Regions from separate parts of the Mus musculus genome. Here all the other regions are linked to region 2. The links are chromatin loops, found by intact Hi-C in ENCODE. Cell type or tissue: left cerebral cortex. All regions are shown on one strand. Each heading gives the region's core, and the rest is flanking DNA. Links, peaks and the distances in the headings are about the cores only.

What was found. Peaks named below come from ENCODE experiments on the same cell type or tissue, not always from the same donor. Only the 100,000 strongest peaks of a DNase experiment are listed, where the experiment ranks them.
Region 1: it touches region 2 in a loop (2.2-fold over the local background); 2 of 42 quality-filtered maps call a loop at or near these places.
Region 3: it touches region 2 in a loop (1.9-fold over the local background); 6 of 42 quality-filtered maps call a loop at or near these places.
Region 4: a loop joins it to region 2, with 2.3 times the contacts of the local background. A loop is called at or near these places in 6 of 42 quality-filtered maps.
Region 5: it touches region 2 in a loop (2.5-fold over the local background); 5 of 42 quality-filtered maps call a loop at or near these places.

Annotation. Positions count from the first base shown.
Region 1 is chr13:111,486,124-111,492,217 of GRCm38, reverse strand. It overlaps Gpbp1 (GC-rich promoter binding protein 1), which reads left to right and starts at 2,091. Exons shown (of 13, transcript NM_028487.5): 1 at 2,091-2,500; 2 at 3,848-4,795. In left cerebral cortex, for the core only: no CTCF peak of the experiment used is centred there; DNase peaks (open chromatin) are centred at 1,637, 2,198, 3,042 and 3,418; H3K4me3 peaks cover 2,720 bases; H3K27ac peaks cover 1,787 bases.
Region 2 is chr13:112,460,965-112,467,058 of GRCm38, reverse strand. It overlaps Il6st (interleukin 6 signal transducer), which reads right to left and starts at 2,989. Exons shown (of 17, transcript NM_010560.3): 1 at 2,809-2,989. In left cerebral cortex, for the core only: no CTCF peak of the experiment used is centred there; DNase peaks (open chromatin) are centred at 1,853 and 3,048; H3K4me3 peaks cover 2,621 bases; H3K27ac peaks cover 1,509 bases.
Region 3 is chr13:112,324,502-112,330,595 of GRCm38, reverse strand. Ankrd55 (ankyrin repeat domain 55) reads right to left here. Exons shown (of 11, transcript NM_029898.3): 4 at 3,358-3,467. Among named protein-coding and RNA genes, the nearest start is that of Gm41065, 28 kb to the left of the region's middle. In left cerebral cortex, for the core only: no CTCF peak of the experiment used is centred there; a DNase peak (open chromatin) is centred at 3,402.
Region 4 is chr13:112,312,567-112,318,660 of GRCm38, reverse strand. It overlaps Ankrd55 (ankyrin repeat domain 55), which reads right to left. Exons shown (of 11, transcript NM_029898.3): 2 at 114-236. Among named protein-coding and RNA genes, the nearest start is that of Ankrd55, 27 kb to the right of the region's middle. In left cerebral cortex, for the core only: no CTCF peak of the experiment used is centred there; DNase peaks (open chromatin) are centred at 935 and 2,993.
Region 5 is chr13:112,305,586-112,311,679 of GRCm38, reverse strand. All of the region lies in intron 1 of Ankrd55 (ankyrin repeat domain 55), which reads right to left. Among named protein-coding and RNA genes, the nearest start is that of Ankrd55, 20 kb to the right of the region's middle. In left cerebral cortex, for the core only: a CTCF peak has its summit at 2,858 (motif pointing left); a DNase peak (open chromatin) is centred at 2,848.

The DNA.
Region 1 (6,094 bases), core at 350-5,349, 970 kb after region 2:
TGGTTCTCCAGGTATACTGGGCAGTTAACAGTTGAAAAGGTTAAACCAGCCAGGTGGTGCTCAACTTTAATCCCAGCACTAGGGGAGGCAGAGGAAGATCTCTTGAGTTGGATGCCAGTTTGGTCTACAGGGTGAGTTCCAGGACAGCCAAGGTTACACGGAGAAACCCTGCCTCGAACCCCTCTCCCACCAAAGTCAAACCCTAAATCACTAGGGTTGTAAGAGAAGTTAGGATGTTTTCTGTTTCTTCTTTCAAATTTCTAGAAAATATCTGGGAAAGGAGTAAGACCATATTGAAGGTTACATGTTCTTACCTATTCACAGTTCATTGCTATTTTAACATTCTTTAAATCTGAGGCGGGGTCTCATTTGTAGCCCTGACTATCCTGGAATTTTGCTATGTCCTCGAGGTTAATCTGAACTCAGAGAATGCTGGGATTATAGATGTAAGGCACGACTCCAGGATATTTTAACTTTCTTGGAATAGTTTTCTCTAAAGCAGGTGCTGTTCATCTTATTTAATGCCTGACTCTTGGTGAAAGGTACCCTTTTTCTTCTCATGTCCCCATGCATTCCCTCCTCTTCCTGTTCTGCCTAGTTTGATATCAATTCTTAGAAATAGAAACCAGGTGGTGTGTCTTTGAAGGGATAAGGAGAACTCCAGGCCAGCTTGGGTTACATAGCTGAGATCCGAGCTAAATTCAAAAGCAACCCAAGTTCTTTTTCAATATACGTTAATTTTATGGATTCAGGTCTCGTGTAGTGGAAAGAGTTTGGATTAAGACTTAAAACAGAGCTGGGCGGGGTGGGGCATGGTTGTGACCCCAGAGTTTGTAAAGCAGAGGCAAAAGGATCGGGCGTTCAAGGTTCTCTACATAGCTCTTTAGAGAAAGCAACACGAATCCTTGCCTCTCCCGTCCCCACTCGACCCATATTCAAACCCACCTAAAACAAACGGAAGTTTAAACCGGGTAGGTTGAGTAGTCAAGGTCCAGGGAGTAACTGGATCATTTCTAAAATATGAAACCAGCTTATGTAAAAAGTGAGGAAAACACATCTTAGACATTGGCACGATTGAAAAAAGCATCCTTTAGTTTTAAGCCCTTTTTCCCTTTGTACCTAGGGGGCAAGATGGGTAAAGATTGAGGTACAAATTAAGGCGAGTTTACATTCGGCGAACTTATAGGGGTAACGCACTAAACTACAAACCCTATAATGCATATAAAAAGTTTCTGGGAAATGACGCTCCGGTGATTTTCCCTCTTTAGGACGCTTCTCCCTCATTTCTTCTACTTTTTTCCTTTTAGAATTAAATCTCCAACCTTTCCAGAGTGAACCTTTGGCTATATGTAGAGAAAGTGAATACCGTAACTTTTTTTTTTTAAATAATCGTTTGTGCTATGCGGATACCCAGGACAACGCTGATGAAATAATCCATCTCCTTTGGAGTTATTAGAAATAGGAATTACTAGCGCGATGCTCTCTGGCAGCCCTTCGCACTCCGGGGGAACGGTGGCTGCAGCCGAGCCTCGCGCGCCTCCCTAACCCGGCTTCCGCGTGTTAACGTCCCGCACGCTCCGCGTGGCGCGCGACTGCGGCGCCCAATCACTCAGGCAGGGCCGGCTCCGCCCACGGAGCGCTCAGGGCCCGCGCCGAGCGGCCTGCGAGCCACGGCGGGCTTCAGGCGGAGCCGAACGAACGGCGCCCGCCGCCGGCCGTTCCGGGTTGCGCGGCGCTGCCGGGCAGACTCAGAAGCGCCGCACGCCCTGCGAGCCCGCCTGCCCGTCCGGACCGCCTGCGCTCGTCCTCTCCACCCCACCGTTCCCGAGCTCGGGGAGGGCCCGCGGCTGCACAGAGGCGCTCCTCAGGGAACGGACGGGAATTCCCCCTTCCACCGAACGTTCCGGATTGTTCACCGTCCTCACGTCAGCAGCAGGGGGTAATCCCCGGCTCCAGCTGCTCCTGACGTCACCGCGCCGAGACTCCGCCTCCCCGCCCCGCCCCCCGCCCCGCCCCCGCCCTTCCCCCGCGCCAGGCCCAGCCTCCGGGTCCTCCTCAAAGCCCCGCCCCCGGTCTAGCCCCGCCCCTTCCTCTCCCCCAGGCGCCGACGTAGAGGGCGGAGCTTCCCTGACCTGGGGCGTGAGCTGCTACTTGGGCCAGAAGGTTCTGTGGTGGAGGCCCTCCTCCTCCGGCTCCGCCCAGTGGGTTCGTTTGCACCGCGGCTTCCGCACCCTTTCTTCCTCCTCTTTTCCCCTCGCCCCGCCTCCCTCCTCTTACTTCTCAACCTCTCCGCTGCGTCCCCCCTCCCTCGCCACCTTCCACGATCTCGCGAGACTTGGCCCAGAACATTGCGGATCGGGTCGGCGCCATTTTGGGACTGAGACTGGTTGTGGGGGAGGGAAAAGCGGCAAAAGGGGATTATTCAAAGTACCGAAAACCTCCTCCCGGGATCGAGCGCAGCGGCACCCCCAGGCCAGGGGCACCTCTGGTGGGGCAGAAGGTAACACAGTCCCCTGGGCCCCGGACGGGAGTCTCGGGGACCGGGGGAGGGGTTGCCCGTGTCGGCGTTGGGGCTTGAGGGGTCGGGAGCGGCGTTGGTGGCGCGAGGCGTGAGGGTGCGGGCGGCCGGGGGGCGGCGTGAGGCGTGAGGCGCGGGGCGCCCGCCCGTCCTCCCTCCCTCCCTCCCTCCCCCCGGCCGGCGTTGACTCAGCCCGGCGGAGCGGAGGCGGCGGCGGCGGCCGTGGGGCGAGGTGGGCGGCGGGCCTCGGCGGCCGTGGTGGGGGGGGGTGGTGCTCGGCGGCGAAGGCCGGGAACGGCCGGGGCGCCCGCGGCGTCGGGCTAAGACCCCAGGCCCCGGCACGCGCGCCTTCCTGGGCCACCACCAGCAAGGCGGCCCCGGGAACCGGGGAACCGGGGGACCGGGGACTGGAGTCGCGGCGTGCGGAGCCGTGGACTTCCGCCGTGTGCTCGGCGGCGCTTCGCCCTCCCCGCCGCGCCGGGCTCCGTGGCAGTTGCGGTGGTGGTGGTGGCTGCTCGCCCAAGGCGAGCGCTCCGAAGTCGCGTCGGCTCCCGAGTCCGACGGGACCTGTTTATTTTCCCGGGGAGAGCACGGTCCTTAACGGGGTGGACGGGTCGCGTCCCGCACCTCCCACCCCTGGAGTTTTGGCCGAAACCTGTTTGCTTAATTTCAAGGGAATGGGGCCGAGCACCTGGAGCCGAGCGCTGCTCTCCCGGGCTTGGGAGTCAGCCCCCGGGCGAACCGTAGCCACTCGCCCTGCCACGCTCGCCTTGCCACGCTCCCCTCCCGCCCGCCGGCCTGCCCGCCGGCCTTCCTACTAAGCCGTAGTGGGGACAATCCAGCTGCTCCGTCCTCCGAGATTGCGTTTTGGAAGGAGCGTCACGCTCCTTTCCGCCTCTCACTCTCGGAGTCGGGTTCCCCGACGCTCCGTGGCAGCACCACCTGTCCATTTGTTTTCCTTTGGCACATGGGAGAGAATCGGGGAAGAGCACTGCTGAGACCGTGGGCCACTTTCGTAGTTTGAATATTTGCTCAAAGTTTTTAAGTTGGGCGCTTGCAACCTCCAGGGTACTACCTGCACCCAGTTCCCAGTTCAAATCGGAACTCTTCAGTGATATCGTCGCCCACAGTTTTCTAACTCCCTTCATTCAGTAGACTTCATCGAGGGCTAGGAAAAGACTTTTTCCCCAGCTCTCTTTTTACGGCTGTGTGGGAAAAATTTTTTCCCCAGAGGTTAAATTTTTTTCCAAATGGGGGTTAATTTTGATTTGAAAATAAAAACTGACTTAAGTTTTTTGTTTTTGTTTTTTCCTAATACAACTTTTACAGGTGGTTGAATTTGGCGTATGAAGATCATCATCTAGGTTTTGTTTAAAAGGCCCCGGATATTTCAAGTGGCCATTTTGGAATTACAGTTTTGTTTTTGTTTTGGGCAATTTTGCTCCAGAAGTTCATTAAAATTGACAAGAATCATCTCTGAAGTGAATTGATAGTAGTGAACAAATTCAACGAGCTACTAAAAGTCCCAGCCATTTCTTCAGTATTTTGGGTCAAACGGATTATATAAGTGGTTAAAGCATTTCATCTGGTGTTATTTTTGTCTCTTTCCCCTCTCCTGTTTGTGTTCTTCAGCCAAAACTGTAAGATATGTTTGATTTGTGTACCAAGTAGTTTCAGCAGTTTCAAATTACTGTTTAAATATTGCTGAAGTTTTGTGGCAGTTCTTTTTACCTTTATTAAAAGTTTTAGTAATTTTTGACTTCAGCTTTTTTCATATTACAATGGGACAGCTTTTCTAAATGAAGACATTGAAAGAATACAGCGTTTTTTTCTTTTTATCTTTTATTTACTTGGGAATGTAAGATGTTCCATTTTCACACCAGCATGGTAGTATTGAGATAGCTATTTGTCTATACACGCTGATGTTTAGAAGTAATCTTCAGATGTGAAATTTTTCTTTTTGTTTCTGCTTTTTGGCACATAAATTGGCTATTTCTTCTGGAGTGGATAAGTACAACAGTGACAAATACATGGAACAGTAAAGAAGACCTTGCTCTTAAATCCAAGGAACCTGGCTAACTCTGGATCTGACCATATGAAAACTTCAAAGTAAATATGGGTAGCTGACTTCAAGTAACTCTATGTCAAATAGTCATAGGTTAAGTATCTTCAAAGAACTTGGATATTTCAGAGGATACAAAATAAAAAAACAAACTGGAAAACATAAAGCTTATAGAGAAGAAATCAACACCTTCTTGTGCAGTCCTTTTGGAATTTGTAAGTACTTGTGAGCAAATAGATGTTCCTCTGTAATCTGTAATAAGAGTCAGATTGATCCCGTGTTATATTTGGAAACCTTTCAGTTTCTTGAAAAAAATGTTTCTGATTACATTTCTGGATAGTCTGAAAATAGCCAGCCATTTAGCTATATAGCAAATTGAAATGGGGATGATTTTAAGGTTTACAAATGTTTCAGACATTAGTCTTATTAAAAGTTTTTGTATTTTTAAAGTTGAAAAAACATAAATGCATCTGGTCAGTAATCACTTTCTGCTTTATGATAGCATATATATATATATATATATACATATATATATATATATAGAGAGAGAGAGAGAGAGAGAAATCACTTTCTGCTTTATGATAGCATATATATATATATAGAGAGAGAGAGCGAGCGGGAGCGCATAGTGCAAACGTAGGAAAGTCTACACAGTTGATGTCTGGTTGGTTTTATATTGTAAATGTCATGGGTCTTGATTACTACTTTATTTTCTAAGTGTGAGTTTAGACTGTATTACTAAACACATAGTTTAGAGATCTAGTTTAGCGGTAGTGTAACACAGAATAATGCAAGTTTGGTTTTAAATTTGATATCTTAAGAAATAGCTTGTTTTAAGGTACAACAATTCTATATGTTTAACACATTACAGACAAGTTTTTGAAACATAGCCGGGCGTGGTGGCACACACCTTTAATCCCAGCACTCGGGAGGCAGAGGCAGGCAGATTTCTGAGTTCGAGGCCAGCCTGGTCTACAGAGTGAGTTCCAGGACAACCAGGGCTACACAGAGAAACCCTGTCTCGAAAAACCAAAAAAAAAAAAAAAAAAGTTTTTGAAACATCTTATTGAAGCAGTTTGTAGTCAACACGCTTCAGTTAAAGGTTACTGGGAATAAGCACAAGCACTGAGCAAGTCCACTTAATTTTTCTTTTTTAAAGAATTATTTAGTTTATGTATGTGAGTACACTGTAGCTATCCTCAGACACACCAGAAGAAGGCATTGGATCCCATTACAGATGGTTGTGAGCCACCATCTGGTTGCTGGGAATTGAACTCAGGACCTCTGGAAGAACAGGCAATGCTCTAAACCGCTGAGCCGTGTCTCCAACCCCTGACTTAATCTTTAAACTGTATATGTGTGTGTGTCATATACATAACATGATATATGTACGTGTAAACTTATAAACTCTATTCTTCCTGATGGCCTAAGTTCAAAGATAGGTTTTTTTCTTTTTTCTTTTTTTTAAGTTTTGGATAGTATGTGCTGTAGCGGAAATTCTTTTAACAAATGTA
Region 2 (6,094 bases), core at 442-5,441:
GCAAAGCAAATATTTAAGCTCCTCATTTTGCGTGGCCTCAGCATCAGGTCTTACCTTTCACAGTTCCCAGGGCAGCCACATCTAGAGGGTGAGCTCAGGTTACCACAAACCTCCAGCACACCTTCTTGATGGGAGTGTGTGCCTGTACCCGGGCTATAGTTTGCTTCTACGGTGCCAGTGCCCTGCTGACTCTGCCTTGTTCCACTGTTTATAACCCAAACGGACATCTCTTCTGTGGGATTTCCCCCACATTCACAGACATCTGTGTTCCCAGGGCCCTTTCAGAGTTCCCTAAGAGGATTCACCGTGTAGCACTGGAGTTACACAACTTCACATGCTGAGACTCTTGAGGCACTTAGGGAACAACTAAAAGAACGTTTAGTTTGCACATGTATGTCCGTATGTAAGTGCTACTGACAGAGAATGTGCGTGTATGCAGCCTGAAGGTGCACCCAGGGCCTGGCACATGCTAGGCATGCACTCGACTACTGGCTACATTCCCAGCGTAAACATGAGCTTTAAAACACCTAATATAGTCACTTTACTCTGCCATTCATATATTCGGTATGAAAAAGAACGTATTACAGTTAAGGGCTCAGACAGAGCTCAGGAAATCTATGTATAAATATAGAATCTGATAATAACGTGTTCGCCTTTGTATAAAAGGGGCGAGTAAGACCTACTATTTAATAAGGCTTTGAAGGGCACATGAACATAAGCCAAATGTTCTGTGACTGACATACCAAGTTGCCTAAGCAGTAGATAGTAAACTGAATATATTGTGGTAACGGCACATGGTAGTCCTTTACTTTGTCCCATGGTCCCGTTCTAGCCGCAGTTCTACATCCGGATTTCGATCTCTCTAGTTTCCTCTTTACCCAAACCTTAACCAGGTTCCCAGGCTGACCTCTGGGAACCCCACTGAATATTTCAATTCCAATCCCTAAACACCCACAGTACTTTCTGTATCACTCATTATTTCATTGAAACTACTCCCGTATCCGAGTAGTTTTTCACACAGTTTGTTTACCCGATTTTGTAAACTGAAAAACCTAGGTGCTATCTCAGGCATCTTTTATAAATTCCAGAGCAGGCTGAATGCTTACTAAAATCATCTCACCAGAAACCTCACCTGTGATCAATCCACGTTTGCAATCAAAGATGAGGAGAAAGCTTTAAGAACTTCCTGCTTCCTTAGCAGACAAGTTGCAAATGTACCAGGGCCAGGTGAAGCAAATGTGTGGCAAAATGACACCTGAGATCACTTCCAGGGAAAACCCCTTCCTGCTCCCACTGCAGGGTTGTGGACAACACTCAACTCCCCAGACCAAACTGTAGGAATGCGATAAGAGATCCATCAACACAACAGTTTGTAGGCACAGGCTTTGGAGCCATGTTTTTTGAGCCTGTTCCCTTTTCTAGAAGGTAGATATTGTAACACCCACTTCATAGGTATATAATAATCAGTATTCATTCTAGCACTGAACTGAAATGCCACATTCTCTTAGGAAAAACTATTTCAAAATGAAAACACAAAGTCATAAATAAAACAGAACAAAATGCCCAGTTACATAAGAATGTTGCTTTAAATGAGCGGGTAACAGTATTTGTAATATTCTAAATCACTAATGCCAACAATACAAATTTCTACTATAAAGTTTATCCTTAGCTGACCTTTCCCCCACTGTAATTTTTTCTCTCTCTTTCTCTTGTGAGTAGAAGCAAATGAACACACACACACCCCACCCCCAGAAACCTGTGGAAAACAGAATTTAACCGACTAGCAGATTAGTCCTACAAATGTAGCATTCCAGATCAGAGCTCAAAAATAATTCCCAATGATAAATATAAACACAAACTTGGAAAATTAAGACGATGACGATCATCCCCTGATAATGTGTCAGTAATTTCAAATTAAGAGTCGTTCCAACTGGAAGCTGGCAGTCAGTCAGTCACACACGGTCTAAAAGAGTTTGTTTACAACACTGACCAGACCAAAGATTTTTCAGAAGATTCGCGCTGACATTCCAGCACTCACTGACTACTTTTAAGCAGTACAGCTGCTGTAATGTCCAATAACTATACAAATTAAGCCAAAACGAGTTTCTTCTTAATGGAAAAATGACAAGAACAGAAGTGGACCAAGCCCTTTATATTATGTTTGCTTTGAGTTTCTGAATTTTGGTTGTTCATCCAAAAGAGAGCCCCCTGCCAGCTGGAGAAGGGGACACGTTTACGCTTAGGGGAGGAGGTGAAAATCTAAAGACCGATGATGGGCTTGCTCTCGGGATGTAAAGGCACGCGGGATTTATTAGGAAGGGTACGGACCGAAGGGAAAGTTAATATTTATAAACACTGGACTTTCATTAACGCCTAAATGTTAAGATGTCTGGGTGAAAAGTTCGCTCTGGATTAAGAAACATCAAGAGCAGGGAACGGTAGCATTTCACGGGACACAGAAGACCACACTTTCTAGGGCCATGTCCAGAGTAGGATCAGGGAGCACGGCACGGGAACTGGAAGAACGCAGGACGCGGTCACCCAGGACGCGCGATCCCGAGAGGACTTTGGGGCGGGGGCTTCGGAACTGTGCGTCAGGAACGCGGCTGGAGAAGGCGGGTGACAACATCAGGGAAGTCGGAGCCCGGAGCGGGGAGGGAAGGAATGCGGGGATTCCCAGGCCAGCCCGACCAGCTCCGGGCGTGCGCTCGGCGCCGGTCCAGCCCGGCCCCGCTGGGCCTCGGGTGCCAGGTGGCGGCCGCTCCAGGCAACCCGCACCCTCCCGCGCCGGGGCCCTGTTCTTCTCACCTTCCGGACGCGAGCCTCGCCGCTCCTGAGCGTCCCTCAGCCCCGCGGATCCCGGCCCACACCACCGGTCCCTCAGCGGAGCCGCAGCCCGGATGGCTCGAAGCTCTGGCCTCCCGACCGCACACGCCACCCTCCGTCCGCCGCTGACCCGGGCTCTCCTAGCTCCGCCCCCCACGGCCCCGCCCCCCGGAGCCAGAGACCGCGAGCTCATTGGCTCTGGTCAGTCTCGGAGCGCGCGGCCATTGGCTCCGGGTCGCCGGAGACGAAGGGGCGGGACTGCAGGCCTCTGCGATTCCCGTAACGCGGCTCCCGGCGTCCGGGATTCCGGAGGCTGAGCCTGGTCGCCTTTCCTAGACTAGATCGAAGGCTTCCCCGCCGCACTTGGGTGGGTGGCCGGAACGGAAAGTTCCATTTTCTCTAGGGTAATGGGTCGCGGACAGCAACCCAGGTGCCTCCCGCGACCCCTCTCCCCGGACCTCGGCTGTCTCCCTGGGCTGTCTTCCCCAGAGGGCCTGCGAGCCTCCGGCGACTGCTAGGAGGCCCTTGGGACTCTGGAGGCAAGGGAACTCCCTGGGGACAGGGCAGGACTTAGTGGCCCTGACTGTACTCGCCCATAGTGACCGCTTCGGACCCAGGCTTAAGTAAACGAACCTTGCTACTGTGCAATTTTTGTTGTTGTTAGTAAATGAGTTTGGGTGTCATTGATTGATCCGTGAACTGGTGACCTGCCAAGAAACTGTTATCTTTTTGCGGTTTGAGTCGCCTGATGTGTGATTAGAAATACCAAGGAAAAACCTATTTCATTGTAATCCACCACCCTTCCCTTGATTGGAAAACGACCTTAAGGCTGCAATGTGCGTGAGTGCACGTGTGTGATGTGTGTATGTGTGTAGTGTGTATACAAGCAAGTTGAGAAACTTAAAAGATAAGGGATGTGTAACTGTAAAGAAACACTCCAATTTGCATTGGTTATCTTTTACTGAGCACGGAGCCCGCCCTTGGAGTGCAATTGATATAATATATAATCAGTGTAACTCCACTGATGGAAATTGATTTTCTCATTCCCAACATCTACCTTTTGTTTTGCTCTAAAGGAGACAAATGACAGGAAGCTGGACGGATGGAGGGGTGTGTGGGAGAAGTTGAGGGAACAGCAAAAAAAAAAAAAAAATCTGGTAAAAATATACTGTATACAATTCCCAATAAAAAACTTTTAAAAGTGAAGAAATGACTCAAAAAAAAAAAAAAAGAGAGAAGGCTAGAGACTTTTGGAAGAAAGGCTAACATAATGATTTGCAGAGCAAACAAATACCCATTAATTAGTCATTGTAAAGTTCTTTGTTATATTGACAATTCAGATGAGATCAAATGGATCAAACTGCAGTCTTGCTCTCTGCCCCTCCCTCCCCCTTTTCTTGCCTCTGTTGCATCTCTATACCCCCAGCTCTGAATTATGACCCCTTAGCTGTTGGTCAGCTAGTTTGAAAAAACACTGCCAAGGGCCTGGCTAAAAGAGTCTCAAACACACTAGTGGTTGATGTGCTGAAGCTAAAGATGTGTTTGTCTCTTGCTCAGGGTGTGACAAGATCGAATGGAGGGAAAAGACTTGTAAGGGCCTTTGTTCAATTGAAGACCTTACAAAGGTGCTTAGTAGGTCTGCTGAACGACTATTTAAATGCAAATCCTACGGTTGTTACTTCCCATTGCTGTGACCTTGGAAAAGTCTTGAGTTTCTTCATCTGCAAAATGAGGAGGACGGTTCTGACCTGCTAAGTTGCAAGAATGAACTTATTTAAAACAGCGAGAGGGTTTGACGCACTGTTCAGTAAATATCAGGTGTCCTCGAATGACTCCTCTGCCATCGCACCTCAGTAGACCTTTCTGCATTACAGCATTTATTTAAAAGTTTGTTTATCTGAGGTGGTTGTGGATAGAAGGAGGTGAATGTTTTATAATGGATTCACCTGCCTTGGACCATGGGTGGGGAATCCGAAGGCCTATACTGCCTCTCTCGCATACATGACTTATCACTTTGTCTGTATTGGCTCAGCTCAAGCCTTGCCACACAGCAACTCACACTTTGTGAGAGTGATTAAAATCCTGAGCAAAGGGACTGGAGAGATGGCTCAGCAGTTAAAACGCCTGATGCTCTTGCGGAGGACCCAGGTTCAATTCCCACCACCCATCTCAGGTGGCTCACAGCCAATGTAAGTTCAGTTCCAGGGAATCCAACAATCCTCTTCTGATCTCCAGGGACCCCTGCACATACATGGTGCACATAAACTCACAAAGGCACACACAAACATGAAAAGAAAAAGAAAACCAACAACTTTGACAAACAATCCTAAACAGAAAAGATAAATCAATGCTTGATGAAGAATTTTCAGAACTGCAAGACACTAAGAAGGACGCACCCACTCTGTGGAAGTTGCTTGATTTTCCAGACCCCTCTATAGAATATTGGTCCGGAAATAACCCCTTTCTAGTTAAGAGTTAATCACTAGAAATCCCCATTGAACATTGCAATGTATGGGTTTTTGTTTTGTTTTGTTTTGTTTCCCGTTGTAACATCTTGTTGGTTCTAAATATGGTTGATAATAAGTACCAGTTGGTGGAAGAGCGTATAGGGAGAAGACTGGGTAGAGGAGTGTCATATGCCCCACCTTCCTTCTGTGAGTAGGACAGGTGAGCAAAACTAATGACACATGCTCTAGGATGAAGGTGACAAATGTGGAAGACAAACTTTACCTGCTTTGGTCTACCTAAATCTGGCCCTGACCGGGATAGCTGCATAATTCCTTGTCTGTGCCCTGGAATGTTTCTGAAACTCTGTGTCAGTCTTGTAGTTGGTCACCCGCCCTAATGTCATCTAATGAGTGCAGCCTCCTAGTTGATGATTCATTGACTGCTCTGAGCTCACCATTTCTCATCCCTTTCCAAAGATCATCAGCTTCATTGTATATGCAAGCGGTCCACAGGTAAAGCCACGCCTCCAGCCCAGTCAGCTAAAGAAACGATGCCATCTCTCCTAAACCTGGGGCTGTGTTTCCTTCTCAGTACCTTTAGCCACCTACAGCTGTAAGCCTTTGTGCTCACTCCCACGGAATCTGCAGTCAAGGTGACGTTGAGACTTTGTTCTCAGAGCTGATCAGTTGTTTCCTACCTGTTCTCATCTTCCTAAGCAATGAGAAACTTATAATCAGCCATTTTAGCAATACTCTCACCAGGGTCTTCAGTTCCCTTGATCTTTGGCCGTATTTGCCTTATCAGCCTAGTTCCTAACAAT
Region 3 (6,094 bases), core at 523-5,522, 140 kb after region 2:
AGACAGTGGATCATAAACCACACCACAGCGTTCCTATAACACAAATCCCATCTGATTTCTCTGGAGAAGCGGAGCCAAGCTGCCCTTAGCGAAACTTTTTTCCTGTGGTTTCTTATATAGGACTTTTGAAGATGCTGTAATGAATAAAATATGATCTGATTGTGAGCCAGTAAATTGTGTAAGGCTGTTGTTTCTCATAAGGCCTGGCAACACAGGCCAAGGGCTTGCCGATAAAATATGATCATTACAATAAACTCTGCAAGGCCCACAGTGGCAGCTCTCAGGAGGACAGCAGATTCATCGGGCAGGTTTTCCTCATGTGTGTCAGTTTGTTCCCGTATTTGTCACAGTCCCTCATCTGTGAAGTGAGGATACAAGTATGACTTTGTATGTGGTGTATTACATGGGTCAGAATTGAGAACGCTCTATGAATTTTGCTCAGAGCATGCTCGTAACAGTATCAACCTCCACATCACCATGATCTTCATCTTCATCACCACTATTATCTGCTGTTAATTTAAGTCAGACCTAAGCACTCGCTATGCCTGTCTGAGGTTATACCTATGTACAGCCTGGTGAGATGGCTCGATGGGTAAAGATGTTTCCTTCCAAGTCAGACGACCTAAAGTTGACCCCGAGAACTCACAGGAATGAAGGAGAGAACTTCTGAAAGTTATCCTCTGGCTCGCCATGTGCATTGTAGACACACACACACACACACACACACACACACACACACACACACACACACACACACACAAAATAAATAAATGAGTGCTTTTATTTTAAAAGTCATGTCCATTTAAGAAACTCGGCTCACATGCCTTAATGGAAGAGACGTGGCTTCTCCAGTGCAGTTGCAATGTTGGAAGATGCCTACAAAGCCAGACAAGGTCTCTTTCCTCAGAAAGCAATGCTAAGTGGATGCGAATGCTCAAACAGGTGGCTGCAGCCCAACTCTGTGACTTGGTTAGTTACTGCTTCAAACACCTAAAGCAGATGCAACTCTGCCATAAAACTTCTCAGTAAAATAACCACTAAGTATCTCATTTTTATCACTTTACACTCAGGAGGAAGCTTTTAGGATAAGCTGCTTCCCAGAGTGTCTGCAGGCAACTCAGCTACTTTATTTGCTGTCTATAGGTTGGTAAGGGTTTGACCCAATCCATTTTGAAGAAGACTAACACAAAACACTGCTTTCAAAATACTTAACGACAGCTTTTGGATTTCAATAGTTGAGCAGCATCGTAAAGCAGGATTTAACCATTCAGAATCAACTATCCCTTTACAAAAAGAAACTATCTTTAGCACATAGACGGAGGTTTATCGTTCTGGATTAAACTCATCAGAGGATGTTGGCTGGGTCATCAGGTATCCAGAGAAGAAAAAGCCTCAACTCTTTGCTTTCAAAGTTCTACCTATGTAGGATAGATCCTACAGTGTTTAGAGATACTGCGGTCTACGATGTCCATGGAGCTAGGTGGCACTGGTGCATACCTTTCATCCTAGCACGTGTGTGTGTGTGTGTGTGTGTGTGTGTGTATCAGGTTTATCTCTGAGTTGGAGGCCAGCCTGGTCTATAGAGTGAGTTCTAGGACAGCCCGAGCTACACAGAAAAAAAAAAGCTGTCTTCAAAAAAGCCAAAAACCAACCAACCAGCCAGCCAACCAACCAACCAACCAACCAACCAACCAACCAACCAACCAGCCAGCCAGCCAGCCAGCCAACCAACCAACCAACCAACCAACCAACCAACCAACCAACCAAACAGCCAGCCAGCCAGCCAGCCAGCCAGCCAGCCAGCCAGCCAGCCAGCCAGCCAGCCAACCAACCAACCAACCAACCAACCAACCAACCAACCAACCAGCCAACCAACCAACCAACCAAACAACCAACCAACCAACCAAACAACCAACCAACCAACCAACCAAGTCTATGGAAAAGGACATGCACTTGAACAGGGTTTCAACTAATTATTTCAATGGTTGAACCTAGCTGACTCAACTGATCTTGAATGTAATTTTGCTTAACTGACTTGAGGTGTAGATGACAGAGAGAACTTGTCATCGAAGTCTGAGTTCATCATTTCTGGCTCGGAATCACCAGAGGCAGAGCGATTGCCCTCCCAGGATTGTCTTTCCTGAGGTTCATTCTATTGAAGTGTGTGCAAATGACTAGCCCTTTTTAATGGAAGAAGAACAGATGTGACCGGTGACATTTGCCTGAGGTTTTGCAAGAATGAGCAAGGTATCTCTTTGCCCATCACCAGGTTAAGTGAGGGACATTCTGTGACCTTTGAGGATGCTAGCATTACAAGAGGAGAGGTGATCGGGTCCCTGAATCACCAGTAGAGGGGAACCAGCCACCACCTAGCAGCACTGACCTTTGGGCTGTGAAGTAAAACTTGAGTGTGAAGTGCTTGAAGTGCTCAAACTTTGGGTTTTATTTACTGCAATAACTATAATTACCACAACTTAAGTGGGCATTTATCTTTCAGAATACGTAGCTTTTAAAATTACTCAAGAGGCAGATAAAGTCACTTAAGTTCAGTAATCAGGGCAGAATAATTCTTGCAGGGAATGTTTTTAAACTTATTTTCTCAAGATCACTCCTGCAGAAACAGTATACTTCTATGACTAAACATTTGTACAAGCTGTCGAAATGAAGCCTTTTCCTCCCTTCCTTTCCTCTCTCTCTCCTTTCCCTTCCTTTTCCCTTTCCTTTTCTGAAAACAGACCATTTGCTTACCTATGATATTTACTGATAGTTAATGGTCTGGGCTTGCTCAAGGCTTTGAGTAAATTCTGTTATTTCTGGACGTGGTCCAAGATAACAAGCAGCGAGCCTCAGGGATAGACCTGGAATTTCCCAAGCCTTTTACTTTCTATAAAAATGACTGAAGAAATCCTGTTATTCCCCCGCCACACCCAGACACCCCGCCTAGAGGATGGTTTAACCCCTTCAGCTCCACAGAGCTTCAGGTCTTCATTCTGACCCTGGGTGCTTAAGAATGAGGCAAACAAACTATCCCCCAGTGCTGCTGGTCAGGGCCTGGGACTGGGAGATGCTGAACTACTACTAAAGGCATGTGGTACGCGACAGAGTATGAAGGAAGCGCCAAGCGGCATCATTGCCGTTTGTAGTAGAAAATGTCACCAGCTGCCATAGGAGCTTTCAAAATGATGGAGATTGAAGCAGGAGGGAAGTAAGGCTGGAGTTTAAGGTTACTCTAGAACATTTAGTGTGGTCCTATCTACAAACCATGAGTAAGTCTTCTTTTTATCAGCCACTGAAGGGTAGGCCCCATACCCTTCTCCTGCAAAGCCTTTTCCACCTGGCATGCTATGAATTGCTCACCTCACATCAGGCTCTGCAGTGGCAGCGTGCAGAGGTAGGCGGCCATTTTTATCTGGGATGTTGTGCTTGGCACCGTTTCTGAGCAGACTCACACAGCCTTCAAGCCAGCCCTGAAATAGCAATGGCATTGTTATATATCACAGCCACACAGAACACAGGCCAACATGCTTTCTATAGGTCTTTTTCATTTCGTTTTGCTTTCGTTGTTTTTGCCTTTGTTTCTTTCTTTCTTCCTTCCTTCCTTCCTTCCTTCCTTCCTTCCTTCCTCTCTCTCTCTCTCTCTCTCTCTCCTTCCCTCCCTCCCTCCCTCCCTCCCTTCCTTCCTCCCTCCCCCCCCCCCTCTCTTTCTTTCTCTCTCTTTCTCCCACTTCTTTGGTTTGGCTAGCAGCATGTTTAAGTTGAAACTATTAAGGACTACAGTTCCAACTCTGGCAGCTGAGCAGAGAAAGTCTGGGCTTCACGTTCCCAGTTTTCAGTATGATTGTTGCCCTTCCCTATGCAGACAGACGCAGGCGCTATTCTCCTGACTCTCCTTTCATGTCCAGAGCCACTCATTGGGATTCAACTGCCTCACGTGTACTGCTCTGGTTCTCACGGGCCAAGGACAGCATGGGACAGGCTGTGGTCACCTGCCCTGGCCTCCCAGCGTGTGGCTTAATCTCCAACTCATACATATCAACTGTCTGAGTTGGATAAAAACACCTGCTTCAACAAACTAGACTTCAATGCCACCTCTGTGTGTCCCAGAAACATTCCTGTGTCAAACGTGTAGGCTTTCATTCTTTATTATTTTATATCCCTTTTCTAATGAGTCAGCCTCATTGTGTTTACACATGTAACCCACACACTCTGCCAGTAGCTGAGACTCTAAGGCTAACATCCTGAGTTTCTGACATGAAGGTATAACTAGTGTTCTCCAAGGGATGGAAACCCATTGCAAGGTTTTATGGGCCTACCTATTTCCTGGGAAGCAGGGTGAATTCCCTGAATTCTAATTGTACCAACTGAAACTTATATTATCACCTTGCTGGCTAGCATTTCTGACTGGGCCGTTTTTTCTTGCTATCTTATGTTAAAGGACAGGAGTAACCTGAGGCTAGCCCTGCCCAGATTTATACTGCTTGCTTAGTTTACACTTCTTTAACTGATCCAACACTGTTAATAACCAAGTTTTATTCTCATTCCTAAACTGAAGGTCTCCTACATTTATCTACAACCCTTGTGCTTCTTGCCTGCTTATAAGCAGACAACTAAATAGCTGAACTTCTCATTGAGAGGAGTGATGTGACAACCTCTTATCCAAAAGCAGCATCTCTTTTCCTCTATTTGTATATAGTCAAGCCTAGAGATGCCCCTGTAGGATGAGATGACTGAAGATTCTCTTCCTTAGTATGACAATTGGAAGCACCCAATCCCCAGGGGTTAATAATCTTATTCAGGTAAGAAAATGAGAGCAGGAAGAGAACCTTGTGGTTTTGAAGAGTCTAGACAATACCTGTCAGACAAGAGCACATCATAGTTTCTGGACCAAAGCAGGCATGGATGTGCAGACCTAGAATCCCAGATTTGGGGAGGTTAACAACAAAAAGGGTCAGGAGTTAAGGGTCAGCCTTTGCTACAGAGTGACTTGGAGGCTACATGAGACCCTGTCACAAAAATCAAAGCTAAATAAATATCATGGGCTATAATATCACGTAAAGTCAGTTCTGTAGAATTGACCATCGATAGCTGTCTTAAGTAGAAGCAAATATTTGGAGACATTGTCAGGATTGATTCACAGTTTACTAATGTATTACATCTGTTTCTAGTTGCTAATATCCAAATCATCAAGTTCTCTGCTTTAAAAAAAAATGAATCAGGGCAATCCAACAGCAAGACACTTTGGGCAAACTTCAGAATTGCCCAAGCACTAGACTCATACAGTTTTTGAAAAAGCAGATCTTTTGGTGGAGTAAGCCTTGAAATATCTAAAACATTTTGCAATGTTTCTTGGAACTCAATGTGTATATGTGGTTTTCTTCAGTCTTTTTTTTTTCCAGAAAGGAAATTTAAAAACCAATGAAGATATTTGAAACACTTGCTACCATGCTGACGCAACAAATGAGTGTCTAATCTACCTTCTACCTGCTAGCTGGCTCCACCTTTTCCTTCAAAGGTGATAAGCTTAGGTTATTGTTTTTAACTACACCTCAAAAATGTGGATTGAGGCCAAAAAAGATTTGCCCAAGGTCCCGCTTCTACAAATTTATTTGTACCCTGAGTTGAGACTCAGTTTCTAAGTGTCTCTTTTGTCAAGTTTCTCTTAATGGTCAAATCTAGACATTGCTGGATTTCATGGCAGCTCCCAGAATGCACCTCTTTCCAGTGAGCCTTGGGGACTCACACAGAGGACAGGCACAGGGAAGCAGGCAGCCCACCCTGTGTATTGTTACCATTTCCCTCCCCAGCATTTTAGAATGGCAAGGGCTGCCTGCAAAGAGGCTACCTTTCTACATTCCAAGTTGCCCCTCATAATTGATGTTTAGTGGGACACTTCTTTCCAGTCCTTTCAAAATTTGAATTTTAGAGTTTAGAGTCTTTTAAAGACATATAACTTGTTTCTACCGTATTATAGAGTCCAATGGCAGTCAACTTTAGAAGCCATCCCACCCTTTTCCTTTGACTGTTCATTCAAAATGTTGCCTGTTTTTCTCAGACACAAAAGGTTTGTATAAAGAGCAGTTGCACATGTTACAAG
Region 4 (6,094 bases), core at 771-5,770, 150 kb after region 2:
CAGTCAAAAAGAATTTCACTAGTGTTGCTCATCTCAAAAGACCATCTCTGAAAGGATAAAGCATTCCATTCCAGGTTTAAAACAAAAACAAAAACACCTCACAAACAGCTCACCTTCACTGTCACAACACTCCAGGATGGACGGATCCTCCCGAATGACGGAGGTCAGAGAGTTGACATCTCCATTCGATGCTGCCTGATACACCATTGCCAGGTCGACTTCTTCAGATGAGTCACCTGCATGAACCAGACACTCTGTTAATATGTAGAGTACGTTCACTCAAAGAATACCACAAGACCAGATTGTCACCCACACAAGTGAGTCACTAAACCTCCCTCCCCAGTGAATCCAGGCAGAGGCTGAGTCAGCTTAGTCACATACTCCTTTCTGGAAAAGACACTTCTGAAGAAAAGTGGGCCACTCTAGGTCATTTGCAACGCCACCACGTGTTGGCAAGGAGCCTTGGGATTAGGCACTCTTTGCATGTCATGACTCTTTGGGCATGCTGGTTTCCCAAAATTAGAGAGACCAGCAAGGGAAGAAGGCCAGTGTCTTGGCTTCAATCTATTCTTCAAGACCCAAAGCATGCTACAGTCTTCTCTTTTGCTTGTTTCCTGTTTAGAGTCAAGTTCTCGTGTAGCCCAGGTTAGCCTTGAGTATTCTATATAGCCGAGGCTGATCTTGGATTGCTGATTCTCTTACATCCACCCCTTGCATTTGCAGATGTGGGCTGCTATGCCTGATTCTATGCAATTGTTGGGCATTGAAGGCATGTGCTTTCTAGGTAAGCCCTCTACCAACTGAACTACATCCATGGACGCATGACCTGTCTTCTTAGTACCTCAGTTCATCCATCTTTGGGAAAAGCATTATGCTCCTCCCTCTCTCTCCTCCAGAGATGTTCTGCACCTTCATCTGTGATGACTGTATCTCCAGATGCCTTTATCCTGCATGGGAGGATACATGGGAGGGAGGCACTGAAGACTGGGAAGGGAGAAGATGGGGCTCTCCCTCCCTTGCTTGGCATCCAGCAGTAGCTGCCTCCTTCCCACCAGGAGCTTTCCCTATGCAGAACTAGCTCTCATGTGGCCCCCCTCATAACCTGCCCACCACTGTTGTCCTGCAATTGAAAGGAGAGCCATACCTTTTCATTGGTGCTCATCTACTGCATTTATATTGGCTTCTCATGCCTCATTTTGCATACCCCCCCCCCAATTAAAACCTGTTCAGTTTCAAACACCTGGGTTTGTAAAGATGCTATTTCTAGAAGAACTAAGGTTGTACGAAACTGCTTTGAATGAGGGAGCCAACTGTTTACTGTGCCTTTGTGAAGAATTGATCCAACAGGTCTTACTGCCAAGGATGACAACAGACTGTGGTCAGGTGACTGCAGGAATGCACAGAGATGGTTAAGAAGCGAGCTGTCTTGTGGGACACCTCAGGGGAGGCTGTGCCAAGCCCCTCTATTAGAGAGAGGATATCTCAACAGTTTTAAAGTTGTGTTTTTCTTCTCGGGTGGACACTAAGACCATTGGCCTTTTGGTTCTTTGAACTTTAGCTGCCACGAGTCCTAAAGTTTGGGTTTGGTTTCTCTGTCCCAGTATTTCTGAGAAACCATTAATGATTTTTACCCAGCTAGCCAGTCCAACGCAAGCTCGTAGCTGGGGATGGCTTATTTACAATAACATTGTTTTGTACAGCGAGTGACTGCTTTCTAACTCGTCCATGTTTTGAAGCAGGCTCCCCTACTCATTTGCATGGCAGGGTGCGGTTGGCTTGATGACTTTGGAGTCAGATACCTTGGGTATATGCCAGGCTTGTGCTAACCAGCTGCGTGGAATTGTGGGCCAGTCACCCTCACCGGGCTTAGTTTCCTTATCTGTAAAGTGGAGATCTTGACAACACTGACAAGTGCCTCCCTTAGAAACTACCTCCCTTGGGTGGAGTGACTCTGTGTTAAAATTAATCCTGTGTGCTTAACAGCAACCTGGCATTTAGTAAGCATTTTTTAGTACTTGCTACTTATTCTGCTCCACTTAAAAAAATGTTAGCTTATTTAGACAGTATTACATGTCTGGGGTATATATTTAAAATAGGGCTCTTGTTGATGAAGGCAACTAATGAAGCCATATATCACTTAGATTTTGTTACAGATCTTCACATAATTCAGGGCATTTTGTTAAGATGATTCCCAGGGTCTCTGGGTGTTGGAACTAAGGCCCCAACTTAAAAGAGGGACCTACTTTCTAGTAATACGTGCACATTCAAAGATGCTGGTAGTGACCCCTGGGAAGAAGCCTGATTGGGTCAGGAAGCTGCCGACGGTGACAGGTGGACTACGGAGCTGTTTGTTTCTTATTGATCTGAGGCAGGGCATCACTGTGTAGCCCTTGATGGCCTAGAACTCATGAGTTGTAGATCAGACTGGTCTCAAATTCATGAGTGATCTACCTGTGCCCCCCACCCCACCCGCCGTGCTAAGATCACAAGTGTATGCCATCACACCAGATTCAACTGTGGGGTTTTAGAAACTGCATGCTACTTGATAACATGTTCATGTTCAGTTCATGACTGATATACACAGTACTTTCATCACGATGTGGTGCTGTACTGCCTCCTAGAATTAGGATCCCAAAAATATTTTGCCAGAAGGATTTGAATATTACATTTATGTGCAATATATCTGAGCCTGTCAAGTACCCATGAGACTCATTGAAAGATGGCTGAATCTGTCTTTTCTGTTGCTCAACCTCCCCTCTTCCTGATGCTAGCTTTACCTTGAACACTCCGGGGTGGTCATCAGTACTCCACTTCCAGGCAAACTGCAGTTTCAGTGGACTATTCTATCCTGACCCAGATTCAGAATATGTGACCTGGAACAGAGCTATTAAGAATTTGCATTACTGTGGTCGAGGTGACATATTCAGGGCTGTGGACCGATTAGAGTCTATGAAAAGCAAATAGACTCCAGCTGGGATTGTGGCGAGCACTGCTCTCCTCCCTCCCCTCCCCACCTTCCTCTCACACACATTCTCTCTCTGTTCCACTGCCCATGAATTGGGAAGCTTGCAGTCAGCATCTGCCTGGTGAGAAGAATGAAGATGGAGCAGAGCAGAGCTGAGCCAGGGGAATGGAAGAGCTGGCAACTGCTGACACCACTTGAACCCCCAATCACAGCACCTTAGGCCAGCAATATCCCTGGAACATTTGCATATGCCAAGACATCCTTCTTATTCATTCCCTTATTTATTTTATGGCTTGTCGTTTTGTATTACCTTGCGGACATGCTTTAGTTTTCTTGTGAGTTTGCCAGAGAGTCCTAGGCAAGGACAATTTTAGCAGTGGCACATTGGCAAGGAGCATAAGGTATTAGACGGATATTGGCTCCACAGGAATTAGTGAACTAATTCACGAGGAGGAAACGCTAACTGATAACTGATTATTACCACGTCGAGGGAGTGATAGGGCCCGTCCATTCTGCACAGGTCAGGGTTACACTGAGATATTTACCCTGTGTGTTAAATGTGGCTGGAGGAGGCTGGGAAGAGTAAGAGGAGAGAGGCTACAATGAGGTGTCGTGAACTTCATTTGTGTATCCTGAGTGGTTTAAGAGAGCAGGATGGTTAGTTCTGGAGATAATTCCATGAGGTCACGAAGGTGGTCTAGTTAGTTGAGTTTGCATACACAACATTTAACCATTTTAACTTTACAGTTCTCTGGCCTTAAGGCATTCACAATATTGCACAACCACCACCACCCATCTCCAAGCCCTTTTCATCTTCCAGAACTCTGTACCCATTACATCATAACCCCTATTTTCCCTGCCCAGCCTCTAGAAAGCTCGACCGTACTTTCTGTGTCTGTGAATCTGAGTCTAGGTTTTTCATATGTGTGGAATGAACACTGTTTGTCTCTTTGTGACTAGATTATTTCACACAGCATAGTGTCGGCTCATTCATGGAGGATCATGTGTCCACTTTTCCTTTTGAATGTTGAGTGATCTTCTTTTCTACATACAAACCAATCATATTTATTTCTCTATTCATCTCTTGGTGTCCACTTGGTTTTGCTTTTTCTTTTCTTTCTTTTGGCTATTATGAGTAACGCCCCAGTGAACATGTGTGCACAAATTGCTTTGGTAGCCTGCTCTCAACTCTTTTGGCTATAACCTCAAAAGTAGGATTGCTGGTTAATGTGATTATATTGTTTTTATGCTCAGTTTTAACAATCAACTATACTGCTTGTGTTGATTTTTTTTTTGGTCAACTTGACCCAAACTAGAATCATTTGGAAAGTTGGAATCTCAGTTGAAAAAATGCCTCCATAAGATTTGTTTACAGGCATATCTACAGGGCATTTTCTTAATTTATGATTGATGTCGGATGTCCCAGCCCACGGTGGCTGGTGTCATCCCTGTGTGAGTGGTCTTATGTTGAATAAGAAAGCAGGCTGAGTAAGCCATGGGGAAGGTATAGTAAGAAGTGTTCCGCTATGGTCTTTCTTTCAGTTCTTGCCTCTAGATTCTTGCCCTGAGTTCTGTCAGTGATGGGTTATAACTTGAGAGTTGTAAAATAAAATAACCATTTCTTCATGTTGATTTTGGTCATGGTATTTTCTATCACAACAATAGAAACCCCTACTAAGAAACTGTTTTTTCAAGGCAGCTATACCATTTTATACCACATCTGTATATAGGTTCTAATTTCCCACATCCTCATCTTGCTTACATATTGTGTGTGAAAGGATGTTATCTTTCATAACAACCATCCCTTTGAGCCATTCAACCTTTGAATGGTTAAAGTGGCTGAGTATTTAGTCGTAGTTTTAAATTACAGTTCTCTAATGATTGCCAATGTTGAATATCTTTTGCATATGTCATTGGCTGTCCCTTTATTTTTGGAAGAATGATTATTAAGATTCTTTTTTCACTTTGTAATAAGGTCATTGTTTTGTGATCTTGGCCTTTAGGGACATATGGAGAACTTCGCTATTGATATTAATGCCTATAACAGATGTTGGATGCACAAACTGCTACTCCTCTATGGCTTTCCTGTTTGCAGTTAGTAGAGTCTCTCAGAAATTTGTCTATATTTCTCTTTTGTGGCTTGTGCTTTTGGCATCATGTCCAGGAAATCCCTGCCAAACCCATTGCTAGATGCTCTTTCTTTGGGCTCCTTTCTAAAAGTTTTATGGTTCTACACATTATGATTGGGTCTTTGATATGCTTGCTGTAAGGTGAGAATTTAAAATCTTTCCTGTTATTATCTACTGTCTTAAGCACTGTATTTTGAAGATCATTGTTGAGTGATCTTAGCGCTCTTCTTAATTTTATTTTATTTGTATTTATTTTTTTCAACATATGGTTTCTCTGTGTAGCACTGGCTGTTCTGGAACTTTTTTTTGTAGACCAGGCTGGCTTCAAACTCACAGAGATCCACCTGCATCTGCCTCCTGAGTGCTGGGACTGAAGGTGTGCACCACCACACATGGCTATCACCCTTCTTAAAAACTAGCTAGCCATAGATATATGGAATCATCTTTGGACTTTCAGTTCTACTCCATTAATCTGTATGACTACTACCTTCATGCCAGTACCACACTTTTTGGTTACTGTAACTTTATAATTTGTAAAACCAGGAAAGGTGAGGCCTCTCTCTAATTTTGTTTTTTTGTAAAACTGTCTGAAACGTCTGGGAGATCATTAGGATTCCAAATGACATTTTTGAATGAAATATCCCATGTCTATAAAAAAGTCATTGAGTTTTTGTCAGAGATTGTACTTCTCCGAGAACCAGTGACATCTAAATATGCCTTTGTAGTTCAGGAAACCCTGGATGTCTTCTCATTTGTTGGCATCTTCTTTAATTTACTTGAGCACCTCATTGTAGTTTTGGGTGTGCAAGTCCCTTGCCTTCTAGGTTAAGTTCATCTCTGTGTACTTTATTCTTCTTTTTCTATTGTGAATGGTCTTGGTTTCAAAGGGCCCTCGTGTAAACAGTGCTACAATGAAATTATCCTGGACTCCTACGCAGTCAGAAGTAACAGTGATGGAGTGACAGAGAAAGACATTGGAGTTACTAGAGCTTGACAGCCA
Region 5 (6,094 bases), core at 138-5,137, 160 kb after region 2:
CTAAATCAGGTTGAATTCTACTGTCTGGCCTTCACCAATGTCCTAGGCAGTCCTTGAGCTGACCCTGGGCTTGGAATTTTGTAAGAATGTCATTTATCCAGACGAAATGCCCCACTGCTGACATTTAGTAATCAGGCATCTCCGTTTGCCAGATAGGAGCTAGTATTCTCAGGGCTAGTTCAAAATAGTAAACTTAGAATTCTCATTACAGTTGGGCATGGCAGACTACATTGCATATTAGAAGAAAGTTGGTGAGTTCTTCTGACAAATGGACATTCCCTACAGATACTTAAAAGAGCAGCCAAGTTACTCCCATATGCAAGAATTTACCATGGCCTAGGAAAAAGGAGGGCTATGGTTTAAGGAAGAACTACAGTACTGCATTATTCATGAAAAAGGTCTGCTAGAGCAGAACCCCCTGGTGCAAGCTTTCACAAGGCTCAGAGGAATAACATAAACTGTGACAGGGTGTGAAATCCCCTCCTGGTCCCTGTCATTAGCTGACTCTAGGCAGGGTTACTCTTATCTCAACTGTAAACATTGCCTGGTGCCTTCCAGTCTTTTGAATGCCTTTCTCTGTTTTGTGTCAGAAAACTTCAAAGTAGCTTAACTGTTGTATCACCTAACTTCTTTGTTTTCTTTTGTAATATATAAGTCTGATGCTCACTTTGACACATTACATTCAGATACAACACTCCCTTGTGTCTGTATTTGTTTGTCACTCCCTGTCCACCTGAACCGGAACTCTGATTCTCCTGCAGATTGAGGGCCTCACGTTGAGGCCAGTCTGCAGCAAGAGAGGACATGAATGAATAGGAAGAACCATGGGAGGAAATATTAGTTGTATATTCTAAAACATTTCATGTGTCTCTACGCATGGAATACAGAAAGAACCAGAAGAGCAGGCTAAAAAAATGGAATGTCTTGGTCATGTTCTGTGCCTCCTGTAGTTTTCAGACTCTATAAGGCATGGACATTGCTTATGGTCATCGAAGTTAGCCAAGATTTTCTTCTCATAAATGTTGAGAGAGATGCGGCTTAGTAACTTTACACTAGTATTTCATTACCCAAAAAGGAGATAGAGCTTTGTACAGTCATCACTGTTCTGGCTTAGATATAATGTGTTCCCCTAAAAGGCTCATGTGCTGGGGACTGGCATCCAGTAAGGTGTTGCTTGAGAGCTTCATTCGGAGGTAGGGTCTAGCTAGGGACATCGTGCTGGGGTGGGGGTGGGTCCTTGGGGGTCTTTTGTTCCCAGCCCCTCCTGGATTCTTTATGATGCTTCCTTACTGCTGGGATGTGAATCACTCTGCCATGCCTTGCCTACAGGATGGACCAAACCCTCTGTTACATGAGCCAAAGGAAATCTTCCCACCTTGAAGTTGCTCTGTTGACCCCTTGGTCATAGCTGTACAAATACTTCAATAATACAAGTAAAGAAACAGTCCAAAGTTGACACTTGGAAATTCTAAAAACTGCTGTGGGAAAATTAACACAAAGAGAACATTTCATAAGTTATAAACAGACTGAAAAGGTTGGCAACTGGTAAAGCCATCTTATAGATTGATTGCTCCTGAGGCCACCGCTGAAATCTGGGGTTTATTCAAAGGGAACTTTGGGTTTACTCAGCAAGTGACACTTGGCAATATAGTTATTGTAAAAAGACAAAAGAAGGTGAACATTTTAATGATGAAGGAAAAACAAAACCTGTACTGAAGTGGTACCTTTTGGTGTTGTCTATGAACCGTGTCCAGTCTGCAGTGAGAGGAACAGAACGGATGCTGTGTGCTTAGAAACTGTGCAGCACCTCCTCACAGTAACTTCTGAGTGTGGACTCTAGTAAAATCTGAGCTCATCGAAAATTGGATCTTTAACAACCCCACAAATCAACCAACCAACCAACCAACCAACCAACCAACCAAAAAACCAACCCTGGATAACTATTTTAGATGATTAATTTTACTTAAAAAACACAAGGATCGGTAGCTAATTTTGACATCTCTTTGCTTATTCTGATTAGCCAAAATCTAATTTGCTTCCAGTTGTATTAGAGACTGTCTATTGAATCCTCGGGACATTAGGGCTTCAGATGTACAGCTGGCTACTACCAATGTTTGGGGTGCCTGAGCTCCTCAGATTTTGTGTCTTCTTGGGTTCCAGTTTTAGAGCTGTGGTGTTCTTTGGAAAGTCACTGATTGCATTAAAAAGTCACTGAGCCCATTTTGTTGCAACTGCTTTGAGGCCAGATCAACACCTGCACTGCTTAAGCCATGGCCCTTTCGTGGAGTGGCCGTGTCAGTGTAAAGGGCATTTTAGCCTTTAGAATCGAAACCAGAGGATTTGAGAGAGTTCCCTTGGTATATTCTATTATGAGCATCCTTGGGTAATAGAACTCACCCATGACATTAGAGTTAATTATAAGCATTTATAGAGAGATCTGTAGATCTTAGATTATTCTTTTAACTAGAACATATTGCCCCTGGAGAATTTAAATATACTAAGCCATCCATAGACTCTGCATCTCCTGGCCACAAAGGGTGTAGAGTCTCTGTCTTTTAAAAGAACATAATCCAGAAGGAAGACAGATGTTGAAGTGGTGATTGAGACATCCTTGGGCTATTATGACTGGACAGTAAAATCACTTAAAGAGATACTTTCCAGGGCCTTCTTCTAATTTAGATTCCTCTCTATTTCCACACAGTTATCTTAGGTATTGTGGGACAGCAGAGAAATTATGTCTTGGGGCAACCTAGAAAGCTCTAACTATTTGTAAGGAGATAAGAAGACCTTTGCACCTTTCAGGAGGAACCAGCCTTCACAGCACCATAATGGCTCCAAGGTACAACATTGCCACCCGCTGGTGGTGAGGAGTCTTTATGGTCTCTGGGTTCTGAGCCAGGGGAATGCCAATCTTTAAAAACATAATTTAGAGCCAGTTTGGAGCTTTCTAAATACACAGGAGCAAGCAAAGATGCCTCTCTAGAAAGTACTTTTTTCTTTTCTTTTTTAAAAAATGGGTATTTATTTGTTGATTAATTCAATGAATACTTAATTTTAAATAGAGAGGCTTGCTAGTTATGTAACCCTGGCTGGCCTGAGACTCACTATGAAAACAGGCCTCAAATGTATAGCAGTCCTTCTGCCTCTTTTCTGAGTGCCTGGATTGCAGGCATACTTCATCATGCCTAAGGTTTCGATGGTTTTGTTTCTGTTTCACACAAGATCTTGGTAAATAGTCCAGGCTTTCCAGGAAGTCACTGGCTTTGCACTATTAGTGAGCCTCCTGCCTCAGTCTCCCTTGTGCTGAGACTACATGCACTCAAGGAGCATTCACAGAATGCCCTGTCAGTGATTCTTTAAAAGATGTGGGCTTTGTTGTTGTTGTTTCTTGCTTGCTTTAACGTATAGAAACCTTTAAAATGGGGTAACTGAATTTACTGATCAATTTAGGGTGTATCTTCAAATGCAAATGGGTTTTCTTATCCACTCAATTCTTATTGAACTCTTGATGTTAATATATTGCATTAGTCCTTCATTAATTAGGGGAGTGTAAATTTTACATGAATTTTTAAAAAGGATTGTGTTAGCCTGCCTAGCTCTGAAAACTAAATATAAATAAACATTATGTCATCTCCCCTTTCATTATTCTGGACAATGATCTGACTATCTTTACCTTATTCATTTTCTCAAAGTATCAGGTGATAGAGTCAGGCTTCTACCATCCTGTGGGAACTCTGGAAAGATAAGAAGTATATAAAGAAGTAGATTTGGTTCAATTAAAAAGGAGCAGACTGTGGTAAACATACAGCTGCTTTCAAATACTGGTAACAAGTTAATAATTGTTTCCTGCAGGCCCAGACTGAATTCTGGTGAGCACAAACCAGAGAAGAGATTTTCAGAGAACCAGAGACAGGGATGGAGCTACATTGTGAACTAGTGCTTCCTAGCCAGTACCTCAGTAGGTTCTGACTGAACATATCTTGGTGATACCTTTGGAGGAGACATTGGTGTTGAGTAGACTGCTGACCTCTATGTTTCCTTTTCTGATTGGTACTCAACATGTCTACCTAACATCTGTGGGGAGCCAAATATTGAGTCACCTATCATCATATGATAAACAGAATTGTATCTCTTAGATAATTTAAAACCAAATCAAATTGACAATGATGATCTGCCATCAAAGCTGCCCACAAAGAATTGAAATACAGCAGCTTTTAATCTTTGAGATAATTGTTACATTACTTGTCTTAGGCTACTTACTTGCTTCATAAAAGCAATGAATAGAACCTAACCTGGTATATAATTGTTCCCCATAGGACCTCTTTTGAAGGTCCTATGCATCAATGCACAGTTGTTTGGGATAAATGACTTGTTTTTTTTATTGAAGAAAAATAATTCTAAACTTCAGAGACTATGAGTAAGAGCAGTGTTTAATATATTGGTCAGGTGTTTGCTGATTTTACTAGCATATTGTCTCCAAATTGGCAAACTGAAGAAGGGTAGTATAGTGAAAATTTTGGGTTTTGGTTTCTTTAAAAAGAACCATAGAAATATTATAAGGACAGTTTTTGTCTTCATCAGATGTGGCAATGTGGGTCTGCCTCTCGGCAGCTGACTGTGCTTGCCTCTTGCCCTCCAGCAGAGGCGTGGTTTTGTCAGCAGCAGATAGTTTCTGTGATTGTGTGATATTTGGAATTCTGGGAACTTTTCAGAGAGAATCTAAGTGCTAGGGCCCTGATAAAGGAGTGTGTGTGTGTGTGGGATTGTTGGTTGGTGGTCATTCAGGGGAGTAGCAGTTTGTTAGTACTCACACTCAAAGAAGAAACTAAAAGAAAGAAATTAGGTTTAGGGCTCTCTCCCCCCTCTATCCTTTCTCTTATATCTAGTGATAGGAGGTGAAACTGGGGGGATAAAGTGTGGGAAAAAAAGAAGAATCCACAAAGTAGCAAAGACCAGCTACAAGCAGCACATCAACATGGGGCTTGAAGTTAAAGAATAAAGTAGAGGATTTGATTTCAAATGCCATGAATGAAATGACAGGGAACAAAGGAATCAATATATTTTTTTCAAGAGGCAAGCAAAAAGTTTATTGGAGCTGCAACCAGACATCCTCCACATTGCTCCCAGAGGAAATTTTTCTGTTATTTTTTTCTTTTTTCTTCATATATTTTGTTTAAAAAAAAGTTTGAAAGATTGGATGAGTGGGTGGAAATATTGCAGGTGGAAATGGAGGGGCATGAGAAACAAAAGATGGCTGAAATGGGAAACAGAAGGGGGTGCTCTTGGGGGCTGTCTATGCAACTGGAAAGGTTGCCGGTGGAGGTGGAAGTACCTGGGGATCGAGGCTCACAGGAGAAGAGAAAACAAAAAAGGCTCAGTCCTGGCAAGAAAGGCAAGAGAGTGGAGGTTTCCTGTAGAAGGAAAGGGTGAAAGAAATGGTGCTGGAGTTGGTCAGGTCAGAGAGAAGCTGAAAAAGTGGGAGGATGTGCTGATGATGCAGCCCATTTTGAGAGAAAGCGTTAATCTAGAAGCAACGGAGTCACTAGAGTGAGAGGAACCTGGGGTTACAAGATCATCACCATCAACTTTCTCATATGCTTGCTAAAGGTGTAATGAGGCTATGATGAGATAGGATGACATCCTATAGAAATGATAGCTCTAAGGCATTTAAAGAGGCCATGATTTCATATGGGATGCATTCACCTTCTGTGAGACAAATTCTAAATAACTGGGCTACTCAAAATAGACTCATTTCTCAAGCTTGGAAGGTATTTGTAACAGCTGTACTAGAGACTGGTCCACAGTTTTAATGGTTAACATGGTGGGGGTGGGAAAGCTGTGAATATTGAACATTGAAATAGAGTGAGGTGGGTGAATATAGAAAAAGATTAGATGTTGGGTGAAGGGGAGTACTCTGATGTAAAAGCACAGGTTCAACTTGATGATGTTACTATAGAAGAATGTTTCTTAGTGGCTTTAAGAGTTTGGGACAAAGCTGAGGAGCCCTGGGGAAAAAGTCCACCTGGTTTACAAAGATTATACATGGTTCCGGAGGAGCTGTCACTGAGTTTTTACGAACATCGGTCTCAGCAAT